2 separate regions of the Homo sapiens genome follow, and region 2 is linked to region 1. The links are chromatin contacts, found by Hi-C or POLR2A ChIA-PET in ENCODE. All regions are on one chromosome and are shown on one strand. The core of a region is the stretch at or near the end of the contact, and the rest is flanking DNA. Distances in the headings are between cores, read along the strand shown. Region 1 overlaps PCDH9 (protocadherin 9). Region 2 overlaps PCDH9 (protocadherin 9).

Region 1 (4,109 bases), core at 1,304-3,803:
TGAAGGATACTAATAAATTTCACTAGCATAAATGGAAACAAGAAAAAGATGTAACATAAAAATCATAGTGCATATTCATGATATTAAGAGAAGTCTCATGCATTAATGTTTAGGAAGGTAGATAAAGATAGATTATTGTGTTTAAGTATATGGGTTTTTTTTAAATTTAAGATCATATTCTTCCAATTTGGTGGCAGTTTTAAGTCTGTATTTGATAGAATAAATGTTTTTGTCTAATGTTACAATGAAAGGCAGTTTCATATACTCCAGATTTTTTGATAAATATATTAGGATAATGACCAGTAACCTCTACATAATGTTTTATGACTGGTGACCTAGCAGTGAGCACATTATAACCAGAGGATTCTGGAAGAAGAAAGGCAAAGATATTCCCTAGAAAAACAAATGTTTCGATCATCTCTACTGATAACTGCACTCTTCAAGTAGTTTCTGAGTACTTACTGTGTTTTACATCTATGCTAGTGGTGAGAGTGCAGTGGAGGAAAGGTACTGCCACTCTGTCAAGAACAAGCTATGGATCTAACATGATATTGGGGAAATCACCCCCTCCAGCGGAATGATGCAAGCTGAAATTCATACCAAGCCTTCAGAAATCCTGTTTGCTTTCCTTGGCAGTGCACCAGCCTGACTCCATCTAAACAATGGTCTTCTTTTTAACTCCTGTTCCTCTTTGGTGACTTTAATTCATTTATTCTTTAATATATGTCAGCACACTTCTGTTGGAAGACGAGCTCTTTTAATTTTGCAACTCTTTAATTTGTTTCCACTTCACAACTCCCTGACATTCTTAGATAATTGTAATGGTTGGTTATATATTTATATATATAGGCTAATTGATTACTTATTTCAGGCATAAAGCCCTGAACAAGTTTGAACTAGTCACAGCAACAAACTGAACTGATAAAAATGCCTGCCTTAGAAGACAAAAAATAGCACAGAAGAGAAAACAGGCCACAGAATTTCCTCATTAAGGATCTTCTAGGGCCAAAGTATATCATATTGTCTATCAGTTGTCTTTATTAGCATGTAAATCAGAGATAAAGAGTGAAAGTGTTGCGTCACTTCAAGCTCTGACTCCTAAAAAAAAAAAAAAAGATCCTGAATGGACTACATCTAAAATGTAAAATAGCAGCAAAGAAGAAAACATGTCTGGCCATACCATATGTGAAGGAAATGTTTAACATTAAAGTTAAGACAATAAAATTTAAATTTCCCATGAAATGAACTCTAGAGGGGACAAAAAATAATTTGCAATCTTCATAAAGTGACTCGTCTCATGAAACAGAAGTATTGCTAACACTAGTTATCATTTCAGTGATTCCACAAAGAATTTCCCACTAAAAATACTTAGTTTTTATGTCATGGAATACATAGTCACCATTTATGAAATATATATTTAAAAGAATAAATGAACATATATTAAATTTAAAAACAATTAACCAAGAAAATGGTTGTATTTATTTTCCTGAATTTACCTGATATTTACTTGGGATACTGAATATGAAAACGTGACATCAATAATTCTAACTTCCTAAAAAATATATTTGCTGCTTGTAAGAGTAATCATTTCAGAAAGCAAAATTATTAGTATGATGATAAAATAAATGAAAAGAACTTGGGTAGCTTCTCTGCTTTTTACCTGAAGCTTCTGATTTACTTTGAAGGGACAGGGAATGGGGAGGCTGAATTAGTGGACCTCCCTACCAACTTGCACAAAGATGATGAATAGGGAAAAAGATTCAAAGTTTTGGCCACTATCATACCATTTACTATTTACTTTATCCTCCTCATACCTTGGTTTAAAATGCAGGACAGGCATACAAAAGCTAACAAGGGTGGGAGGAAAGCAATCAATGAGTGAATAAGCTGTGAAATAATCTGGTAAGAATCCTGATTTAGAAAATCATTTTTTAAAATTACGTATCTTATAATCACACGAAAAATATTTTCAATGGCTTGAGATAAATGGGATCAGAATTCTATAATCATTCAATTATATTAAGTCCCTTTAGTGGCTAGAGGGAAATTGGATTTGCTGATTGATTGATCGATTGATTGTCTACGGCATTTGCATCAGCCGAGATCTAGTTGGAATACAGAGAGCCCGTTAGTTGTTTAAACAGAGAGAATTTAACATGGGGAATTGTTAATTGTTGGAGGACTAAAGGTACAAATAAAAAGTGAGAAAAAGAAAGAAAGAAAAAGGACACTGATGTAGCCTAGTAATGAAAAATTGCGAGAAAAACTAGAATACCTGTAGAGCTTAGGAAACAGAAGGAAGGATTTCGGAGTTATCAGAGACTAAAAGTCTGGCACAGAGCCCTATGGAATTGGGACTCAGCCTTCCACGGAGAGGAAACTGACTGGCGACTCTTGGTAACTCCAAGAGAGAGTGATGAAACTGATTCCAGGAATGCAAAAAAGAAACCAAGAAACTGGCACTGCAACCAGCAAATGGCTGCTGCCAGGATGAAGTGCCATTGCTGCGGCAACCCTGAAAGGAACGGCCTGCAAAGCCGGACGCAGTAGCTCCCCTCACCCCGCCATTCGGTCTCCCTCTAGCGTGCCCTACTGGCCAAACTTATTAAGAAGCCAGATGGCAAAGCGGATATGCAGAGCGCTGAGACTAGCCCGGGGAATCACAAAGCTGGTGGGTTTGGAGCTGAAAGATAACAGCTTAAAAACTGGCACTGACGTTGAATTAAGGAAATTAAGATGTGATAACTGATAAGAATTCTTTCATTCTAAATCATAATATTATTCTGTGGTAAAAACAAGCTGAGGTACTGACTCCAGAAATAGAGCTGAGCCTGTCCAGAGGCTAGATGGCTGGGGACTTCTGAGAGCAACAGAAAAGATGAAAATGTTCAAAGCACAATTTTGTCATCTGATCTCCTTTTTTGAGTCTCCTTTGAAAGAATCACTTCCTCGGTGCTTCAGTGACATTCTCTATAAAACTGTACTGACTTTTTACCCTACTCTACGCTATATATAAATATAAGCCAAAACCACATAGGACCTGGCTATATTTGGTATGCCTCATCTATCATGGATAGTTAATTTGTGCATTCATCTTTTAAAACTAATAATGAATTTCTAAAACCTTTTAAACGGGCTTAAGTTTTGTAATCCATTTACGGAACATGCCTGCAATGAAAAATTAATTATTAAACAAGAGCCTTGGGAGGACATCAGCGGCCTTGTCACCCACGCACTTGATTGATAACATGTCAGTTTCCAGACCACGGAGGGTGCTGACAGCTCTCAAATTTAAACCCGGAAGGGTAATGCTAAGCATGTCATGGCATAAGTCACATTTTTAAATTATTTTTTATTAAATGTTAGATAGAATAAATTCATCCATGCCTCTCAAACTCAGCCTGATTAAATGAGCTGGCACTCTTTCAAATGTAAAGCATGGTTATGGCTTCTCAAGGGCATCGGAAAGGCTGAAGCATAAGACACGGTAAATACAAAAGGCAAAAGAGGTGGACAGTGATATATTCACAAGCACCACGGGCGAAGTGAGGTTTTTAAAAATGCTGAGGCTAACAAAACAAGGGCAGCACGGTCCCCAAATGGTAAATGCACCTGCAGTGAGAGACTCTGCTTGAGTGCTGGTGCATAAAAGTGTCCACCACTAAGGGAAAAAAACAACAGTAACAACAACAAAACCCTAAGAAACAGAAAGGAACAGCTGTAACCAATTTTCAAACCCTAAGTTTTGAGGTTGGGTTAGGAAGTTAGAATTGTTCCATGTTTGTGTCAGTTCTACCCTTTAATTTCACAAAGTTAAGATGGTTTTCTGTGACTATAAAAAAAGAAAAGAACATCTGTTATAGTGTGTCTTCCTGTAGCAAAGACTACTGCTTCTTGAGCTTTTCTTCTTTCAGGCAAACCTCAATCTCATTCTATAAAAAGATTGAAAAATTATGTATATCAAATATACTCGAGCAGTTCAGAGAGAACATATCATCTGCATTACTGCTGTCTAAAAATCCTCTGATATACTGAATTCAAACTAAAAGAACCTAAATGAAGAAAACAATAATTTACTTAGACCCAACTGGGTCACAATATTTGAAAAA
Region 2 (4,457 bases), core at 1,057-3,556, 55 kb after region 1:
AGTCATTTAAGCTATAAATATAAAATTGGTATATCAATGGTCTGTGATAGAGGAAATGTAAACCAAAAATGACTATGCCATAATATATTTTAACAACAATAGAAAAAACACACTAAGAAAATCCTCCTCATCCTGAGGAGGAGAAAATATAAACTTATTTTTATCTGACAGAATAAAAACACAAACAACTGAGAAGGGTACAGAAGGTCAGCTCAGCTTAAGAAATTTTTCTAAGCACCTAATATGTCAATAAGACAATCTCTGTCACATATGAGAGTTAGGCTCATGAACAGATGATTTCAGTATAATCTAGAAAATATTCCGATAGAACATTTCAAATAGAGCAATGCATATAAATGACTTGCCATTATGCCTGCATAGTAAGAACAAGATATGTGTAAGATATGATACATATATTACGTATTAAAGTGCTAATGGGGAAAGAGGGAGAAGCACTTAGCCCAGGATAATGATGTACTCTTGGTTACACAACTAGTGCCAAAAGCAGCTAAAATTCAGATTTCTGAACACCCACTCTAATGCCTTTTTCCAAAAGGGCATGGTGCTTACAAGCTCCACTGTGATGAAATCTTGGAGTTAAATAGTAAGCAGCACCTGCTAAAATGCATTTGCCATTCTTTTCCCTCCTTGAACCCCACCCAAATAAAAAGAAAACAGTTTTAAATACTAAAGTTATGTTTTTCTAATAATAGCTTTAACTAGGATGACATCTGCAATAGACAACAGTGGCATTTATATTTCTCATATATAAATAAGTCACACAACACTTTAAAGGTTAAGTGATGCAAACTATATAGTTACATACAAAGGACTCTTCCTCCTTCTGTTCATTGGCAATTGACATCCAGAAGATCCTCTCTGTGAATGTTTTATTTCTTTCCCCCACTCTGCTGCCTATGAATTTGGGTTTGCGGTTTCACCATGAGACATTCTTGATACAGTTTCATAGATAAATTCAGGGAGGAGTTAATGTAACGCCTTTTAGTAAAATTAAACCTATTAGTTAAAATGTACTCTATCATTCCAAGTGAAACAAGGTCTAACAGCATGCCTCCAAGTTCTTGTATTCTAATATATGCTTACTTACATCAAAAGCCAACTCTCTTGATTTTAAAAATATCTTGCATGGTGAAATGGGAATGCTAATGCCAAATTGGAAGGTTGATTTAAGGACCCACATGAATATTTTAAGATCATTCAACCAAAAGCACTCTACGCTACCAGTTTATCTACCAACAAAAGTACAGTGCAATTTATGAACCGGATTTCCTTGAAAAATCAATTTAGGGGGATTAATTACTTAAGAAAAGGCTGTTTCTGATATTGTGTTTCTTTTCAGAAACAGAAAAATAATGTTCCTGCTATGTCTGCCATTACATGTGTTGCCCACTGGCTGATCCCTGACCATCGACCTCAAAAACCTAGGACTCTAAACTGTGAATAGTGAAATTGCTTTATCCCTAAAGGAGATTTTGAAGGTAATTTATTTCAAAAAGGATCCAAAGACTTGCTCTTCTTAGAGCCTAACATGAGAGCCCCTCATTCATATCCTAGTGGCTGAAAATGGCATGGAAACCAGTGTTTAATAGCTTGACTGGGTATATGTTTCCCCATCCATAAATCCATCCCTCTCCCAAGTGGTTTGCAAACACTGCATTTTTCCAGGAAGGTACAGTAAATTTTATATATGTGCCATAAGTGGCTCTGAAGACAAGCCCTGGCCCATATGCTCAGGGCCTAAAGTGACGCTGTCAAGAGTGAAGGGGAATAAGGCCATGCCGCTGAAAGCAGAGCAGGCTGCCTGTCCCTTCTGTTTGTTTTTCATGTGGTTGTACAGTAACTCCGGGCATTTCCTCCCACACAGATGTATATTCTCAGCCTCAGAGGAAGGAGGCCAAAAGAAAGAAATCAGACTGCATGGGAAAACAAAAGATAACAGTAAATGTGTGGGTGGGGAATAGAACAAATGTGAGCTGAATGGAGTTTTGCTGGGCCTGCTACCTCTGAAGCTATTTGGCTTTAATTAAAAGCTCAGTAAAGCCTGTACCTTTCCCACTAGATTGTGGGCAGCTTACAGACAGGGCCTCTGCCTTACTCACAGGTGTTTCCTGCTCAGTGACTCACACGGTTTTGCACACAGTAGGTGTTCATATCATGTCTCTAGAATTAAATCTACTGCTGGGGTTCTTCTGTTATACCGGCAGGCAAACATGAAGGCCCAGGACAGCTTGAGTTAAAAGCAAAACTGCTGGAAGACATTACAACACTGAAATACTACAGGGTTTATGGTGTTGCCATGTGCTGAAAGCCTTGGGAGACCAAAAATCTGAGTCACCCTTGAAAGGCAAATTACTTTGTAGATAGGAGTGCATTGTAATCAGATATTTCTAATAAGAATAAAATTAAAAAATGTTTGTTCTCTTTAACATTTAGCCTTCCGTAATCAGTACTTCTTGTTCTAATGAAAAGTGCCTTTTGTTAATACTATGCTTTCTGTACTTTTTAAAACTTGTGCATACATTTAGAAAAAAAAATTGAACAACATAGGGCTAATGAGTTCATGGGCCCAGTACATTGCTTTAAAAATAATCTTGAGCACATCATTTATACAGTTCTGATTAATGTTTTATGAGGATGTATTAAGGACAATGTTTCTAACAGTAGCAATATGTAAACTGTGAAAAATTAACAAATCATCTGCTATATAATATTTCACACTTGGACATCTATAACAATAGGGATAAAACCTATTCCAATCATTGTGGAAAGCTCATCAGATTCTTCTTCCCAGCAATGAACAGTTTTCTCAAGGGGCAGATTATTATAGTTCTCGCCTCATTGTTGGTGGAGCATAAGCCCAAGAGGCATATATGTATATATCAAGAACTTATTAACACCTTTTGTAAGAATCTGTGTCTGAGGATGGCGATAAAGGAGCCAGGTGCTTTCAAACAAGGCACCGAGCACTTACTGGTAGCTTTCTGAATATCCCCATATCTTCTTCAGAGTTAAATTTTCAAACAAAGGAGATATTTACCTTGCCAGTCTAAGCAATAACTGCCAATTTGGGAAACTCTTGTACCTCAGCAGTTTAAGAAATCTAAAGAGTCTGTAGGAAAATAATATGTTCAGGAAAAAACACAAAATTTATAAACATAAATACTTTTTTCTACTATGTTCTGCAGAACTGCATGCAGCCAAATATTTCTGCAGATAGACAACAAGACAAGATATCCAACAGTTAGTGTTTGTTCTGTTTCTTGCCTTCTGAGAACAATGACTTCAGAATGAACAATAGTAAATTCGGAGGGAATCATAGAGAATGAAAATGTTATCTAGTTGACCTTAAATGTTTCTCACAAGATTTCCTGCAGGTTCTCCTGAATCCCAGGCTGATACTGTGTGGGGTGCACAGAATGACACAACATAATGAAATACTTTGGTTTTAAAAATAAAAACATATTATTTTCTTCACTGGAGATTTGCTATTTGCAGGCAGATCTTCCATCCTAAATTTGGTTGCAAGAGATACCAATGATCTGATAGCATTTATTATGAAGGGTTCCTTAAATATGTTTAAGCACTTCATTGCTTTTTTCCTCTAATCTGTCTGAACTCTCCAAACACTCCTGAGCAGGTAGGGGAAAAAAAATGCAATTTTATCATAATGAAAACTGGTGATCCCACCTACTCAGTTCCTACCATATTGGTATTTTAGTTTACATTTGCAAATTTTTGTCTATTCTAAGAATGACTCTCATTTAATGTGATCTCCACCAGGTACTTATAAGAAGCACTAATAATTATGTTCTTGGCATGCTCATGTTAATTAAACCTAAGCAAGAATGAAAAAGAGTAGAACCCAGTGTCTAGCAAAGTTATCACAAGCTTACTCATCTATAAGCAGTAGGCAGCTACATATTGTTATTGTACAAAGCACTTCTAAAATATGTTGTCATTTGGCTCAAACTTAATGGAAGCTTAGGATGGGTACTTTAATGATTGGAACAGTGACTCTGTCTAGCGTAAGATACAAAACTAATGAAACTGGCAAGTTGTCTTCTTTAAGCCAGCAAATTCTCTGCTCTAAAAATCATGTCTGTCTGACAAGCAGGAGTGTATGTCTCACAGCAGATCCTAGAGCATTTACATTCTCTCAGATTTCCATATTTCATATTGCTTCTTCTTCCCTAGGTACAAAACAACATGTATTGATTCAATATCACCCTACTGTCTATTTTAATTGAAATCTTCAGCATATACAAACATGTCAAGAGTTAGTAATAAAAAATACAACTAAAAGCTCAACAAGCAATAGATATAGATCTTTGGGGGATTCAAAATCTTATTCTTTCACTTGGTTTTTGAATTATATTAATGGCCACAAATGATGACGCAGTAGCACAAGGGATCAGACTCTGCTCAGCTAATGTTTA

What was found. Hi-C counts contacts between places; a loop is a spot of excess contacts on that map. ChIA-PET counts read pairs that join two places held with the same protein, here RNA polymerase II (POLR2A). Pooled maps may share reads with other maps.
Region 2: a map with no recorded cell type shows a loop between it and region 1 (5-fold over the local background). The contact joins two enhancer-like sites. A Hi-C loop is called at or near these places in 6 of 37 single-sample maps with no recorded cell type and 7 of 50 pooled maps. POLR2A ChIA-PET finds 5 or more read pairs at or near these places in 1 of 52 experiments (OCI-LY7).

The regions. Positions count from the first base shown.
Region 1 is chr13:66,991,803-66,995,911 of GRCh38, forward strand. The region is part of intron 2 of PCDH9 (protocadherin 9); the gene reads right to left. The region is part of intron 1 of PCDH9-AS4 (PCDH9 antisense RNA 4); the gene reads left to right. Among named protein-coding and RNA genes, the nearest start is that of PCDH9-AS4, 3.0 kb to the left of the region's middle. Within about 2 kb of position 2,554, at least 8 of the 41 ENCODE cell types and tissues checked have a DNase peak (open chromatin) inside an H3K27ac peak, as active enhancers do.
Region 2 is chr13:67,046,650-67,051,106 of GRCh38, forward strand. All of the region lies in intron 2 of PCDH9 (protocadherin 9), which reads right to left. Among named protein-coding and RNA genes, the nearest start is that of PCDH9-AS4, 58 kb to the left of the region's middle. Within about 2 kb of position 2,307, at least 3 of the 41 ENCODE cell types and tissues checked have a DNase peak (open chromatin) inside an H3K27ac peak, as active enhancers do.